Linked DNA regions of Homo sapiens: all the other regions are linked to region 3. A link is a contact called in ENCODE Hi-C or POLR2A ChIA-PET data. All regions are on one chromosome and are shown on one strand. Each heading gives the region's core, a stretch centred on a gene start or an enhancer-like site at or near the end of the contact. The rest is flanking DNA. Distances are from core to core; before and after follow the strand shown. Region 1 holds the start of TMEM44-AS1 (TMEM44 antisense RNA 1). Region 2 overlaps PPP1R2 (protein phosphatase 1 regulatory inhibitor subunit 2). Region 3 holds the start of XXYLT1-AS1 (XXYLT1 antisense RNA 1).

Region 1 (4,411 bases), core at 1-2,500, 510 kb after region 3:
AATGGCACGATCTCACTTCACTGCAACCTCCGCCTCCCAGGTTCAAGCGATTCTCCTGCCTCAGCCTCCCGAGTAGCTGGGATTACAGGCTCCCGCCACCATGCCTGGCTAATTTTTGTATTTTTAGTAGAGACGCTGTTGGCCAGCCTGATCTGGAACTCCTGACCTCAGGTGATCCACCTGCCTCAGCCTCCCAAAGCGCTGGGATTACACGAATGAGCCACCGCACCCAGCTAAAGATTTTCTTGAAAGCCTGTCTAGATCCTGAAGAACTAATCCCCTTATCTCCCTCCCTCAGTATGATGAAGAGATTTATGAGCATCATTTGAAGACACATTCATATTATGTTTCTTTCAAAGGGGTATGAGCTCCTAGAATAAGAAGAGGCACTGGGCCAAGGAGCATGGCTGGGCTCCAGTTCCCAGGTCTGATTCAGTGTGATCTTTGTCATTTCCTTTTCTATGTCACAGTTTCCTCATCTGTAAACTGAAAGTTGGGCCTGATTTTTTTCATTTTTTCTCTTTTATGCATGTGCCAATTTGTTTCCCACAGAATACTGACATCTTTATAAGCTCTCAAGAAAGACATTATAAAAACAAATTTCAGATATACTTTGAACATAGGCTTCATTATACGACATATACCTCTTTCTGTTTGGATTTTACTGTCCACTTAATATAAAAACCTGTATTAATCACTAAGGAAAAGGATAGAGGAGACTTAGAAATATCTCCAGAATAATTTTGCAACAATTCCAAGATTCTCTGCACTTCTTTTTCTGTCCCTTAATTGGCCTCCTCCACATTTTCCAACTATGGAGGTATTGCTCTACTCTCTTCGACTTTACATTGTTTTAGAATGCTTTTGCAAGGAGACTCTGCCTTGAATGAACCCAAGATATGGTGCAATGTTGAGGAAGATCTCCAAGTTTACACATGCCTGTACGATGGCCCAAAGGTCATCATCAGGTGAAAGGGACGACCTTAGAGATGAAAGAAGTTCAAGGAATGGTGCTACATTAAATGACTTAGCATTAGAAAGCATCTACTTTGCTTTTTCTTTCACCAACCCTGAAAGCCAAATAAGGCACTGGGCATTCAGGCCTTCTTTTGAGCAGAACACGTGATTACGCAGTTATTCTTCAAGAGCCTCTGTTAATCTGTCGCTTGGAGAACTCTGCATACTGTCCCAAATCCGTCTGAATTTTCCATCGGCTGCCAGTGTTCGTAGCAGAGGCCTCGGGTCTTCTCGTCCTCTCCTCAGGGTCTGGCAGCTGTCACTACCGTGGACTTCGGTCCAGTCCCCAGAGTCGGGGGCGCTGCCTTTCCCATTTCAGTTGCCAGGGGGTTCATCCACGATCGTGCCAGAGGGGCAGCGCGTGGTCTCCTCGAACTACGGGGGAGAGAGGAACCACTGTTGGCACGGGCCGGACTGAACGCCGGCTCCCACTGCCTACCTCCTCGGAGCTGCATCCGCCGACATCTTGCGCCCTACTCCCAGCACCAGCAGGGCACTTCCGGGAAGAACGGAATTGCGGTTCCGCGCGTGCGCACTCCGCAGCCACCGCCTCCCGCGAGGAGCGAGAGTCCCGCGGCCCCGCCCCGCCGCCGCAGCCGCCGCCGCAGCCGAAGGCCGGCGTTTCTGACCTCAGCCAGCGGCGACGCAGCCGGGAAAGAACTGTCGAGGGCGTCTCCGTAGTTCAGTTTTGGTTTGTTTATTTGAGACGGAGTCTCTGTCGCCCAGGCTGGAATGCAGTGGCGCGGTCTCTGCTGACTGCAGCCTCCGCCTGCCGAATTCAAGCGATTCTTCTGCGACTGAATAGCTGGGACTACAGGGGCGCGCCACGACGCCCGGCTAATTTTTGTATTTTTAGTGGAGACGGAGTTTCACCATGTTGGTCAGGCTGGTCTCGAACTCCTGACCTCGTGATCCGCCCGCCTCGGCCTCCCAAAGTGCTGGGATTACAGGCGTGAGCCACCACGCCTGGCCCACCCCACTCGGTTTTTAAGGAGATAATTACAAGGTTATTTTACGGTTCATAGTGTGTTTCAGACCTCCCAGAAGCCTAACGGTGTATTATAAACCATTCTTTTCTTTGTTTTTAAATGCATTAAAAACCTTTTTTGAGATAAAAATAGTGCAAGTACATGGTTTAAAAAAAGAAAATCAGATTGCACCAAAAGGTTTATGATGAAAAACAATAATGTTCTGTCCCTTTGCCTCCAAGAGACTCCTTTTTAAAATCTTTTGGGCTGGGCGCGGTGGCTCACGCCTGTAATCCCAACACTTTGGGAGGGTGAGGCGGGCGGATCATCTGAGGTCAGGAGTTTGAGATCAGTCTGGCCAACATGGTGAAACCCCGTCCCTACCAAAAATACAAAAAGTAGCCGGGCGTGGTGGTGGGCGCCTGTAGTCTCAGCTACTTGGGAGGCTGAGGCAGGAGAATCGTTTGAACCGGCGAGGCAGAGGCTGCAGTGAGCTGAGACCGCGCCACTGCACTCCAGCCTAGGCAACAGGAGCAAAATTCTGTCTCAAAAAAAAAAAAAACTTTTATACCTTCTAGTAGTTGTCTCCATTAGGTTTGATTTGGAACATGCTTTCCAGCTACAGGGTTCTTAAGATCATACTTGCTTTTCCTGAGCTGCATCATCTTCAGCTTCCATTATACAGGCTGACGAGGCTCAGTAGCACGGCAGGGCCACTGGCGTATTGAGAAATGGATGGTCACCGTCTTCGCATCCGAGGGTTGTGTGGCGTGCCTCGCGCCAGGAACTCCTTGGCCACTCCGCAGTTTCCTAGCTAGAACCCGGCTTCTGAGCCCAGCACGCTCCAACAGCAGCCTGCCGCGGTCCACGCCTCTGCTCCGGACTTGACCTTTCCCTTCCGGCCTTCCTCCTACAGGTGTCTTGGCACCTGGAATCTCCAGAGGAAATCTGAGGGATTCTCTAAACCCACAGCTGGAACAAGGGACGTCATACACGGCGGCCACCACCATCTTTCCCAAGGACAGCATGGCCATGGATGAAAAGGGCCATTTCATGGGCCTTACCTTCTGCTAGCCAGTATAGCCTAAAGCCCTGATACTCAAATGTAGACTCTTAGGCTCCACCCGGAGGATTCCCTAGGTCTGGGCAGGGCTTGGGAAGCTTAGCAGGCTCCTCAGGTGATTCTGCTACAGATGGTCCAGGACCAGTCTCTGAAAAACACTGTCCTCGGGAAATTGCTTTTATGTATTTACTTTTTCCATCTCTTCTTGGTATTTTGTTATCATTTTCAAATACAGAGACGGAGTCTCACTATGATGCCCAGGCTGGTTCCGAACTCCTGGGCTCCAGAGATCCTCCTGCCTTGGTCCCCCAAAGTACTGGGATTACAGGCACAAGCCACCACTCCAGCCGGGAAATTACTTTTAAAACAGATCTATTTGTATGAGATGTTCTCACAAAACTACTTAGAATAGCAAACAAACAAAAAAAAAGTGATAAAGCTCCCAAACCCCACTGTTGTGCAGAATTAAACATACTTTTTTTTTTTTTTTTTTGAGATGGAGTCTGTCTCTGTTGCCCAAGCTGGAATGCAGTGGTGCCATCTCAGCTCATTGCAACCTCTGCCTCCTGGGTTCAGGCGATTCTCCTGCCTCAGCTTCCCGAGTAGCTGGGACTACAGGCGCGTGCCACCATGACTGGCTACATTTTGTATTTTTAGTGGAGACGGGGTTCGCCATGTTGGCCAGGCTGGTCTTGAACTTCTGACCCCAAGTGATCCACCTTCCTCGGCCTCCCAAAGCGCTGGGACTACAGGCATGATCCACCACACCTGGCCCAAACATTATGCTTTAATGAAGAAATGACATTTTGCCATTAAACCTAAAATATCACAGAACCATGGATTGAAGAACAGACATGAATTACCTTGAAATCATCTACTGCAGTGCCTGAGTGGCTTTGCCTGTTCTCACAGCATGAATTCTCAGTTCACACACAGTAAAAAAAAAAAAAAAAAAATTATGAAAGATAATGTCAGCTAATAGGCCGGGTGCAGTGGCTCACCCCTGTAATCCCAGTACTTTGGGAGGCCAAGTGGGGGCAGATTACCTGAGGTCAGGAGTTCAAGACCAGCCTGGCCAACATGGTGAATACCCCGTCTCTACTAAAAATACAAAAATTAGACACACGCCTGTAATCCCAGCTACTCGGGAGGCTAAGGCAGGAGAATTGCTTGAATCCAGAAGGCGGAGGTTGCAGTGATCACTGCACTCCAGCCTGGGCAACAGAGCAAAACTCTGTCTCAAAAAAAAAACAAAACCATAATGTAAACTAGTAAAGGTAGAACACAAGAGAGCTTGAGCCACCATTCACAATTATAAGAAAAATTTTGATAGATCAGAAAAGTCTTAGAAGTCATTAGATTC
Region 2 (4,951 bases), core at 1,096-3,595, 430 kb before region 3:
GAGACTCTTATCTCCACAAAAAAAATTAAAACAAATTAGACTAAGCACAGCAGCTCACGCCTGTAATCCCAGCACTTTGGGAGCCTGAGGCGGGTGGATCACCTAAGGTCAGGAGTTCAAGACCAGCCTAGCCAACATGGTGAAACCCCGTCTCTACTGAAAATACATAAAAATTCCCAGATGTGGTGGTGGGCGCCTATAACCCCAGCTACTCGGGAGGCTGAGGCAGGAGAATCACTTGAACCTGGGAGGCAGAGGTTGCAGTGAGCTGAGATCGCGCCATTGCACTCCAGCCTGGGCAACCAGAGCGAAACTCTGTCTCAAATAAAAAAAGTAAAATTATCCAGAGGTGGTGGTGTGTACTTGTAGTCCCAGCTAGCTAGGAGGCTGAGGCAGGAGGACTGTCTGAGCCCTGGAGGTTGTAGCTGCAATTAGCCATGATCACGTCATTGCACTCCAGCCTGGATGACAGAGGGAGACCTTATCTCTAAAGAAAAAGAAAAAAAATTTCAGAATAGCTATGGCCATTATTTTTTGACTGTTTATAAATATAATTTGAATGGTAGATATTTGCCATTCAAATAACCAGAAAAGTTATTTGGTCCCTAAGTAATTGAGGCTATGTGCATGCAGAGATAACCTGTGTCCTGCTTTTATCAGTTCACTGCTCAGTTTTATCATTTCTTTCCATGACTTTCTTTTTTCTTTTTGAGAGTTTCATTTGGCCAGCCATGGTAGCTCATCCTTGTAATCCCAGCACTTTAGGAGGCTGAGGTGGGAGGATTGCTTGAGCTCAGGAATTGGAGATGAGCCTGGGCAACATAGAGAGACCCCGTCTCTACAAAAAATAAAAAGAATTAAGCCAGGAATGGTAGCACATGCCTGTAGTCCCAGCTACACAAGAGGCTTAGGTGGGAGTATCACTTGAGCCCGGGAAATTGAGGCTGTAGTGAGCCGTGATGGTGCCACTGTACTCCTGGGTGACAGAATGAGACCCTGTCTCAAAAAAAAAAAAAATTTTATTTAAGTGAAGATGCTTTTTATAGAAACATCATGTCTTATTATCTAAGAATCTCACAGTTAGTATACAAGAAGTTATTGCTTCTGTATACATGTACATATATAAACATAATTCAGTAAATTTTACAACTAGAATTTTCTATAGAACGATTCTATAAATTAACAAAATGTTTATTTTACCTTACTTTGCTTGATTAAACTCAATAACATAGATCAATTTCAACTTCCCTTAGAAAAAAGAACGTCATCTAAACTATAGACTTACTTGTCACCTTAATTAACCAGGAAATGTATAAACTGGCAGTATTTTATAAATAGCTGAGTTCTGCTTTATATACTTTGCAGTGGCTTAAGAATTAAGGTTGCCCATTTTTGCATTGAAGTGGGGAGCAAATTTTTCATTAGAGGGTAGAGTGAGAAAGCTAAATCACTTGTAAACTTCCGAAATTAGATCTTTGGGATCGAATTTTGTTACTTTACTCAGTCTTGTGTCTGCGTAGATCTTTTGTCTCTATCTTAAGATTGATGTAGAAATACATGTTCTAAAACCAGACAGTGATTTACTTTGCATTACTTGTTCCTTCCCACTGGATGGAATAATTGGAACTTTGTAGTATTTTTTTTTCCAGATCATTTACGTTTTCAGTACAGTTATTCCTCATTATCCATGGAGGTTTCAGGACCTCCCTCAGATACCGAAATCCTCAGACACTCAAGTCTCTGATATAAAATGGCATTGTAGATGTATATAATTATGCACATCCTCCTGTATGTGTTAAATCATCTCTGTGTTAGTTATATTACCTAATAAAATGTAAATACTGTGCAAATAGTTGTTACACACTGTATCATTTAGGGAATAATGATAAGAAAAAAGTCTACATGTTTAGTACAGAGGAAATTTTACTTTTCTCTGGCTATTTTCAATCCACGGTTGAATTCATGGATGTGGATCCTGTGGATATGGCAGGCAGACTGTATTTATGTGTTTTTTTTAATCATTTGGAGTCTTTTCTTGATTGGGTGCTGTACTTTTAAGTATTTGTATTGAATAGGAACTATATAAAGTTAAACCTCAAAGATATCAACAGAGCTATAAATATATTGATATGTTAAGTAGGTTGATGGAATTGTTTTTCTCCCTTGTTTTTGTGGCTGAAAATGTATGTTTCAGGTATTAATTACAATGTGCTTGTCATACTAGTATGATGGGGGATGATGAAGATGCCTGTAGTGACACCGAGGCCACTGAAGCCATGGCGCCAGACATCTTAGCCAGGAAGTAAGTACTAATGACCGGAGCACATTTTCACTTAGGCTGTTTATAATCGTGCAGAGTTGAAAGCAGCCTGCGTGGCTGTCCCTGTATGAGCGGGAAGAAAAGGCTGTTGATCAACATGTTTTATGCCGACTTTTTTTTCCTTTTTTCCCCCTTTTTTCACCTTCTGAGTCACCAACTTTTATAGTCTTGTCTCTTGATTAAAATCAAGGTATGTAGGTGGCAGGAAGACCAGCGTACCTGCACTTGGGATACTGAAATGTGTCACTTCCCTGTGGGGGGTTTTATTTGTTTTCTGAGACAGAGTCTCGCTCTGTCATTCAGGGTGGAGTGCAGTGGTGTGATCTCAACTCACTGCAACCTCCACCTCCCAAGTTCAAGCAATTCTCGTGCCTCAGCCTCCCCAGTAGTAGCTGGGATTACAGGCCCATGCCACCAAGCCTGGCTAATTTTTGTATTTTTAGTAGAGACAGTGTTTTGCCATATTGGCCAGGCTGGTCTCGAACTCTTGACCTCAAGAGATCCGCTGGTTTCAGCCTCCTAAAGTTCTGGGATTACAGGGGTGAACCACCGCGCCTGGCCCCTGCTTCCTGTTTTTAAAGGTAGCAGTGAGAAAGGCAAAAATAAGTTAATTCATAAAAGCACTCTTCCTTTGCTACTTACTGATTTCTAGCACCCATTCCACTGTTCTTGTCTATGCCCATTTCTACTCTTTTTATTCTTTTTTTTTTTTTGAGACAGGGCCTTGTTCTATCACTCAGGCTGGAGTGCAGAGGCGCAATCAAAGCTCATTGCAACCTCAAACTCCTGGGTTTAACTAGTGCTCCCACCTCGGCCTTCCAAATAGCTAGGACCACAGGCGTGTACCACCATGCCCGGCACGTTTCTGCTCTCTTGCCTTTTATTTTCCTCATCAGGTTATAGCTAGCACATTAATGATCTTCAGATGTTTTTGTAAGAATCAACAGTTGAATAAGGCGCTTAAATAATATCAAAACATCACTGTTAATTTCTTTGTACATGATTGTTGCATAGATTAGCTGCAGCTGAAGGCTTGGAGCCAAAGTATCGGATTCAGGAACAAGAAAGCAGTGGAGAGGAGGATAGTGACCTCTCACCTGAAGAACGAGGTAGTTTATTTCCTTTACTGCTTTCATCATGGTGCTAGTAATTTTTGCTAAGATAAATCCATTATTTGGAAGATGAGCAAATGGTTTTCATTTTGGGGACACACAGGGGAGGAGAATGAAAGCAACATCTTTATAATTCAGATACTACTTGTGTGTTTTGTTGTGTAATAGTTTTTTACCCCTGATTTCAAGAATATGGGGAAGTATTACCATCTTTAAAGTAATTATAAGTATTATTTTCTTTGTACTTTTTAGTGCAGAGTAGATACTCAGTAAATACTTTTTAAATTAATGCATTTCAAGTCATTGAGCGTTTGGACGGTCTTAAAGTGGGTAGCTGAAAGAGCTAATTTCCCAGTTGCTTATGCTTTTTGTGTTGTTGGACAGTGATGCAACTTAACAAATGAACCAAGATGATCAGATGCAGAGTGAAGGTCTTTATTAGGTCCCATCAATCAAAAGGAGCAGTAGTGTCACAGGAAGGGAGATGGAGACAGCCCTCCCCTTCACAGGGATGGAAGAGGGTCTCGTAGGCCATTCAGCACATACACATTTAAGGCATTGCTGCCTGCTCGTGCTTTCTGTTTCCACAAGTAAAAGTGGTTACCCGTGGAGGCTGGGAGAAAAGGAGTATGTCTTATCTTGTTGCATTTTATACTTTTTGATTCATGTGAATATATAATCTTCTCAGGAGTTAAAAAATTGTGTATAGTTTATTTGCAACTATTTTTAAAGGAAAATCCAAGCTTGTGGGTAGAGGGGAAAGATATAAGAAAAGCACATACTCACAAAAAAGAGGAAGAAGGAAAATATGGTAGAAACCTACTTGAAGTGTTGTGGCGTAGGGACTACCTCCTGTACCGTGAAGAAGCTGAGAAACTTTAGAACGAAGGATCTTTGTCGTGTAGCTGCTAAGATATCATTTACTAGTCTTTCCTATCATCTTCAGAATATAGCCTGTTCAACAGAGCTATGATGGGCTGAGCCTAATATTTGTACGAGAGAAATTTTACATGTAGCATATTCTCAAGTTGTATTGTATCTCAACTTTCAGTGACTTTCCATTTATTTTCCCAAAATATACCCCAAAAGATCCTTGAAAAGTATTTCAAATAGAAATAGTTTCTGGAGTTTGTTTCCTCATTACTCTCTAAAAACATGATCTGTTGAGAATAAGGAATTTTTTGTTAATGTCAGTTTTAATTGAGGGATGTTTTTCTCAAGTTGTGATTTCATGAGTCAACCAGCAGGGGGAGCCATTTGACTAATTATAATTTCATTAATTCATTTTCCACTGGTGGGGTTATTACTGAATTATATAGATGTTACGTGGCTGAAAAATTGTTGTCTATTGACAGTAGATAGCTTAGGGAGAAAAACTGTAACTCACAGCATAACAATTAAGATTATTGTCTAAGAAGACAGACAAACCTAAGTTTGTGCTCCAGGTATGCCACTTGGCTAATTTGCATAATTTCTCCGAGCCTCCGTTTTCTCATTTCTAAATTGGCAGCTGTAAAAA
Region 3 (4,328 bases), core at 295-2,794:
AGAGCCGTGGCGGCTGGGAGAAGGCTGGGTGGGTGTCCATAAACGCGTGCTAAGGATGGAGCCATCCATCAACCTTATTTCTCCTCTTGCCTTTGCTTAGACCATAGCGTGGACACTGCTATATATTACATATTGAATTGGGTTCCCGGAGCCTCTGGCCTCTCCCCGGAAACAAGTAAGACCTTCTCTGAAGCTGCTTGAGTTCCTGTGGGCTGGAAACAGGGCAGGGAAAGAGAGGTTTGCTAACTGGTTCCTTCCCAGCCAGATGTGGTTAACGTGGCCTCTGAAAGCACCTTACTCATCCCTGTTGAGCTGCTGACCTGCAGCTCCACATGTACCCACTCTGATTCACTGAGACTCACTCCCCCTCCAGTGAAGGCTGCCCCACCCGCAGATCAGGGGACCGCACGTGTTAGGGCCTTACCTAGGGTTCCCTGGCCACTGCCGCCTGCAGGCCCTCGCTTTGTTGTGGCTCTTCCCAAGAGTCATCAGGCGCTGTTGCTCACGCATAAGCACACAGGTGACAAAGTCCCCTGAAGAATTGCCCACCAGTGTGACCTGAACGACCCCTTTCCCCAACACCACACATGAGCACTCAAACTGGATGTGGAGGCCCGGCTGTAAGAGTGCCCATCTGCAAGGCTCAGCTCTAGGAGCTGTCCCCCTGCCTTCCCTGACCATATGGGGCACAGGTTCTGTGCTGGCCCCAGTCCCAGATGGTGGAAGGCAAGGAAGGAGAACCCACATCACCCACCTGCCGTGCACCGGGGGGTTCGCGTATGACTTTGTTTAATGCCCTGGCAGAGTCTTCTGAGGCATTACACTCACCACCGCCACAGGGAGAAGACTGGAGCAAGAGGAAGAGAATTTGCATTTGCGAGTGCACGCTGCGTTCCCGCGACAGCCAGACACTGCATTACCTCATGCAGCCCTCACGGCAGTCTCATGAGATGTAATGCTTAGTTCTGGTGGAGCTGGGGCCAGAACACACTTTCCCTGACTCAGAGTCCTCACTCTTACCTCCACCTTCTCACTACTCAAAAGTGTGGCCTGCAGACCAGTAGCGTTGGTATCACCTGGGGGCTTGTCAGCGATGCGGAATCCCAGTCTGCATTTTAACCAGATCCCGGACACACATTTCCCCCGCACAGTAAGGTCTGGGAAGCACTGCCCTGCATCTAGTAACTCTTATGTGAGAGAACCCTGGGAGGGGAGGTGGAGGCCAGTGGGGTTAGCTGAGAAAACCTTCTGGAGGGCCAGTGGCAGAGCTGAGCCACAGAACAGGTGCGTGGTGGAGCAGAGGCAGCATTTGCTAATCAGAATGGCATCTGCGATGCCTTCGCAGGCTGTGTGGAGAGGGGAAGGTGCGGCCTTGTGGCCCCTTGTCTGTGTGGAAGGGCAGGCGACTCTGTGGGGGAAGGGTGGCGTGGAGACGGGAAGCGTGATTACCCACACAGGCCTCGAGCACCCGCATCCAGGGACCACGGCCGCCAGGAGGGGCTGGACTCTCTCAGGAGAAGCGTGCGTCTGGGAATCCCCGCTGAGGGGGCTTGTGAATGTGGGATCGAAGCGCTTAGATCTTGGCTTCCGGAGGTCTCCGCGGGTGTCCAGCTTTGTACAGGGTGTGGGGATGAGTCTGCCGACCGGACTCCCATGTCAGCTTTGTGTCTGGACAGAACAAGGGGCGAGGAAGCCTGGTCGGGCCACTCTGGGCCTGCATGCGTGTGGGCAGGTGTCTGTTGGTCTTGGGCAAAGGGCGAGGTGACACTGAGGGCGTGAGGGAGGAGGCCCCAAGAGAGCAGGGAAGCGTGGAAGATGCCAGCTGGCCTGGGGGCGTGGATGTGGGTTTCAGCAGAGTGCAGACAGGCAGTGGGGCGTGGGGCCTCCTTGGGGCCTCGCTGGGCTGTGTCGGGTGCTTGCTTTCTTTTCTCCTTTGCCTCCTTCCAAGGTGCGTCCACAGCCAGCGTTTCTTTATGCTTTTCCCTCAGTCTGAGACCTAGGAACAGGAGAGGCCAGTGCTGTGAATTTCATGTTTCATGGCCTCCCCAGCAAGCCAGCCCACGAAATTCCACACAGGGAGGAGGAAGAGGAGGAGGAGGAGGAGGAGCTGCCACTGTCCCCGAGGGGAGCAGCTGACACTCTCCCCTTGACTGCACCAGGCCTTGGGGGTATGGCGCCTCCACGGACGTGGGCTGGGGGAGGATAGGCTCCTAATTAGTTTGGATGCGCTTGGAGTCAGGGCACCTTTTCCCCAGTGGGCAGTTCTGCACCCTGAACAGCTGTGGGGAGAAGGGCAGCGGGAGGACGGCCAGATAATTCCAGAAGAAAGGCTCCAGGAGTGGCAGCAGAACTGCTGTTATTTTCGGAGGAGTCTAATTACTTTCCCCAGGTAATGGCTTGAAGTAGCATCTAATTTTATTTATTTATTTATTTATTTATTTTTATTTTTTTATTATACTTTAAGTTCTAGGGTACATGTGCACATTGTGCAGGTTAGTTACATATGTATACATGTGCCATGCTGGTGCGCTGCACCCACTAACTCGTCATCTAGCATTAGGTATATCCCCCAATGCTATCCCTCCCCCCTCCCACCACCCCACAACAGTCCCCAGAGTGTGATATTCCCCTTCCTGTGTCCATGTGATCTCACTGTTCAATTCCCACCTATGAGTGAGAATATGCGGTGTTTGGTTTTTTGTACTTGCGATAGTTTACTGAGAATGATGATTTCCAATTTCATCCATGTCCCTACAAAGGACAGTAACTCATCATTTTTTATGGCTGCATAGTATTCCATGGTGTATATGTGCCACATTTTCTTAATCCAGTCTATCATTGTTGGACATTTGGGTTGGTTCCAAGTCTTTGCTATTGTGAATAATGCCACAATAAACATACGTGTGCATGTGTCTTTATAGCAGCATGATTTATAGTCCTTTGGGTATATACCCAGTAATGGGATGGCTGGGTCAAATGGTATTTCCAGTTCTAGATCCCTGAGGAATCGCCACACTGACTTCCACAATGGTTGAACTAGTTTACAGTCCCACCAACAGTGTAAAAGTGTTCCTATTTCTCCACATCCTCTCCAGCACCTGTTGTTTCCTGACTTTTTAATGATTGCCATTCTAACTGGTGTGAGATGGTATCTCACTGTGGTTTTGATTTGCATTTCTCTGATGGCCAGTGATGATGAGCATTTTTTCATGTGGTTTTTGGCTGCATAAATGTCTTCTTTTGAGAAGTATCTGTTCATGTCCTTCGCCCACTTTTTGATGGGGTTGTTTGTTTTTTTCTTGTAAATTTGTTTGAGTTCATTGTAGATTCTGGATATTAGCCCTCTGTCGGATGAGTTGGTTGCGAAAATTTTCTCCCATTCTGTAGGTTGCCTGTTCACTCTGATGGTAGTTTCTTTTGCTGTGCAGAAGCTCTTTAGTTTAATTAGATCCCATTTGTCAATTTTGTCTTTTGTTGCCATTGCTTTTGGTGTTTTAGACATGAAGTCCTTGCCCATGCCTATGTCCTGAATGGTAATGCCTAGGTTTTCTTCTAGGGTTTTTATGGTTTTAGGTCTAACGTTTAAGTCTTTAATCCATCTTGAATTGATTTTTGTATAAGGTGTAAGGAAGGGATCCAGTTTCAGCTTTCTACATATGGCTAGCCAGTTTTCCCAGCACCATTTATTAAATAGGGAATCCGTTCCCCATTACTTGTTTTTGTCAGGTTTGTCAAAGATCAGATAGTTGTAGACATGCGGCGTTATTTCTGAGGGCTCTGTTCTGTTCCGTTGGCCTATATCTCTGTTTTGGTACCAGTACCATGCTGTTTTGGTTACTGTAGCCTTGTAATATAGTTTGAAGTCAGGTAGTGTGATGCCTCCAGCTTTGTTCTTTTGGCTTAGGATTGACTTGGCGATGCGGGCTCTTTTTTGGTTCCAGATGAACTTTAAAGTAGTTTTTTCCAATTCTGTGAAGAAAGTCATTGGTAGCTTGATGGGGATGGCATTGAATCTGTAAATTACCTTGGGCAGTATGGCCATTTTCACGATATTGATTCTTCCTACCCATGAGCATGGCATGTTCTTCCATTTGTTTGTATCCTCTTTTATTTCCTTGAGCAGAGGTTTGTAGTTCTCCTTGAAGAGGTCCTTCACATCCCTTGTAAGTTGGATTCCTAGGTATTTTATTCTCTTTGAAGCAATTGTGAATGGGAGTTCACTCATGATTTGGCTCTCTGTTTGTCTGTTGTTGGTGTATAAGAATGCTTGTGATTTTTGTACATTGATTTTGTATCCTGAGACTTTGCTGAAGTTGCTTATCAGCTTA

Evidence for each region. A loop is a pair of places that touch in the nucleus more often than their neighbours do. ChIA-PET counts read pairs that join two places held with the same protein, here RNA polymerase II (POLR2A). Pooled maps may share reads with other maps.
Region 1: a pooled map shows a loop between it and region 3 (2.6-fold over the local background). The contact joins the promoter of TMEM44-AS1 here to the promoter of XXYLT1-AS1 in region 3. A Hi-C loop is called at or near these places in 4 of 50 pooled maps.
Region 2: a loop to region 3 is called in a pooled map, with 2.0 times the contacts of the local background. The contact joins the enhancer-like site here to the promoter of XXYLT1-AS1 in region 3. A Hi-C loop is called at or near these places in 8 of 50 pooled maps. POLR2A ChIA-PET finds 5 or more read pairs at or near these places in 2 of 52 experiments (H1 and OCI-LY7).

Annotation. Positions count from the first base shown.
Region 1 is chr3:194,581,107-194,585,517 of GRCh38, reverse strand. It overlaps TMEM44-AS1 (TMEM44 antisense RNA 1), which reads right to left and starts at 1,250. Exons shown (of 3, transcript NR_047575.1): 1 at 1,070-1,250. RefSeq lists enhancers at 1,234-1,283, 1,319-1,984 and a silencer at 1,474-1,733.
Region 2 is chr3:195,522,170-195,527,120 of GRCh38, reverse strand. It overlaps PPP1R2 (protein phosphatase 1 regulatory inhibitor subunit 2), which reads left to right. Exons shown (of 6, transcript NM_006241.8): 3 at 2,225-2,302; 4 at 3,335-3,429. It also overlaps the pseudogene RNU6ATAC24P. Among named protein-coding and RNA genes, the nearest start is that of PPP1R2, 19 kb to the left of the region's middle. Within about 2 kb of position 2,345, at least 2 of the 41 ENCODE cell types and tissues checked have a DNase peak (open chromatin) inside an H3K27ac peak, as active enhancers do.
Region 3 is chr3:195,091,804-195,096,131 of GRCh38, reverse strand. It overlaps XXYLT1-AS1 (XXYLT1 antisense RNA 1), which reads right to left and starts at 1,544. Exons shown (of 4, transcript NR_104188.1): 1 at 1,454-1,544; 2 at 755-847; 3 at 425-533; 4 at 75-212. The region is part of intron 3 of XXYLT1 (xyloside xylosyltransferase 1); the gene reads left to right. RefSeq lists enhancers at 1-1,159, 1,624-1,673, 1,744-1,913, 2,034-2,103.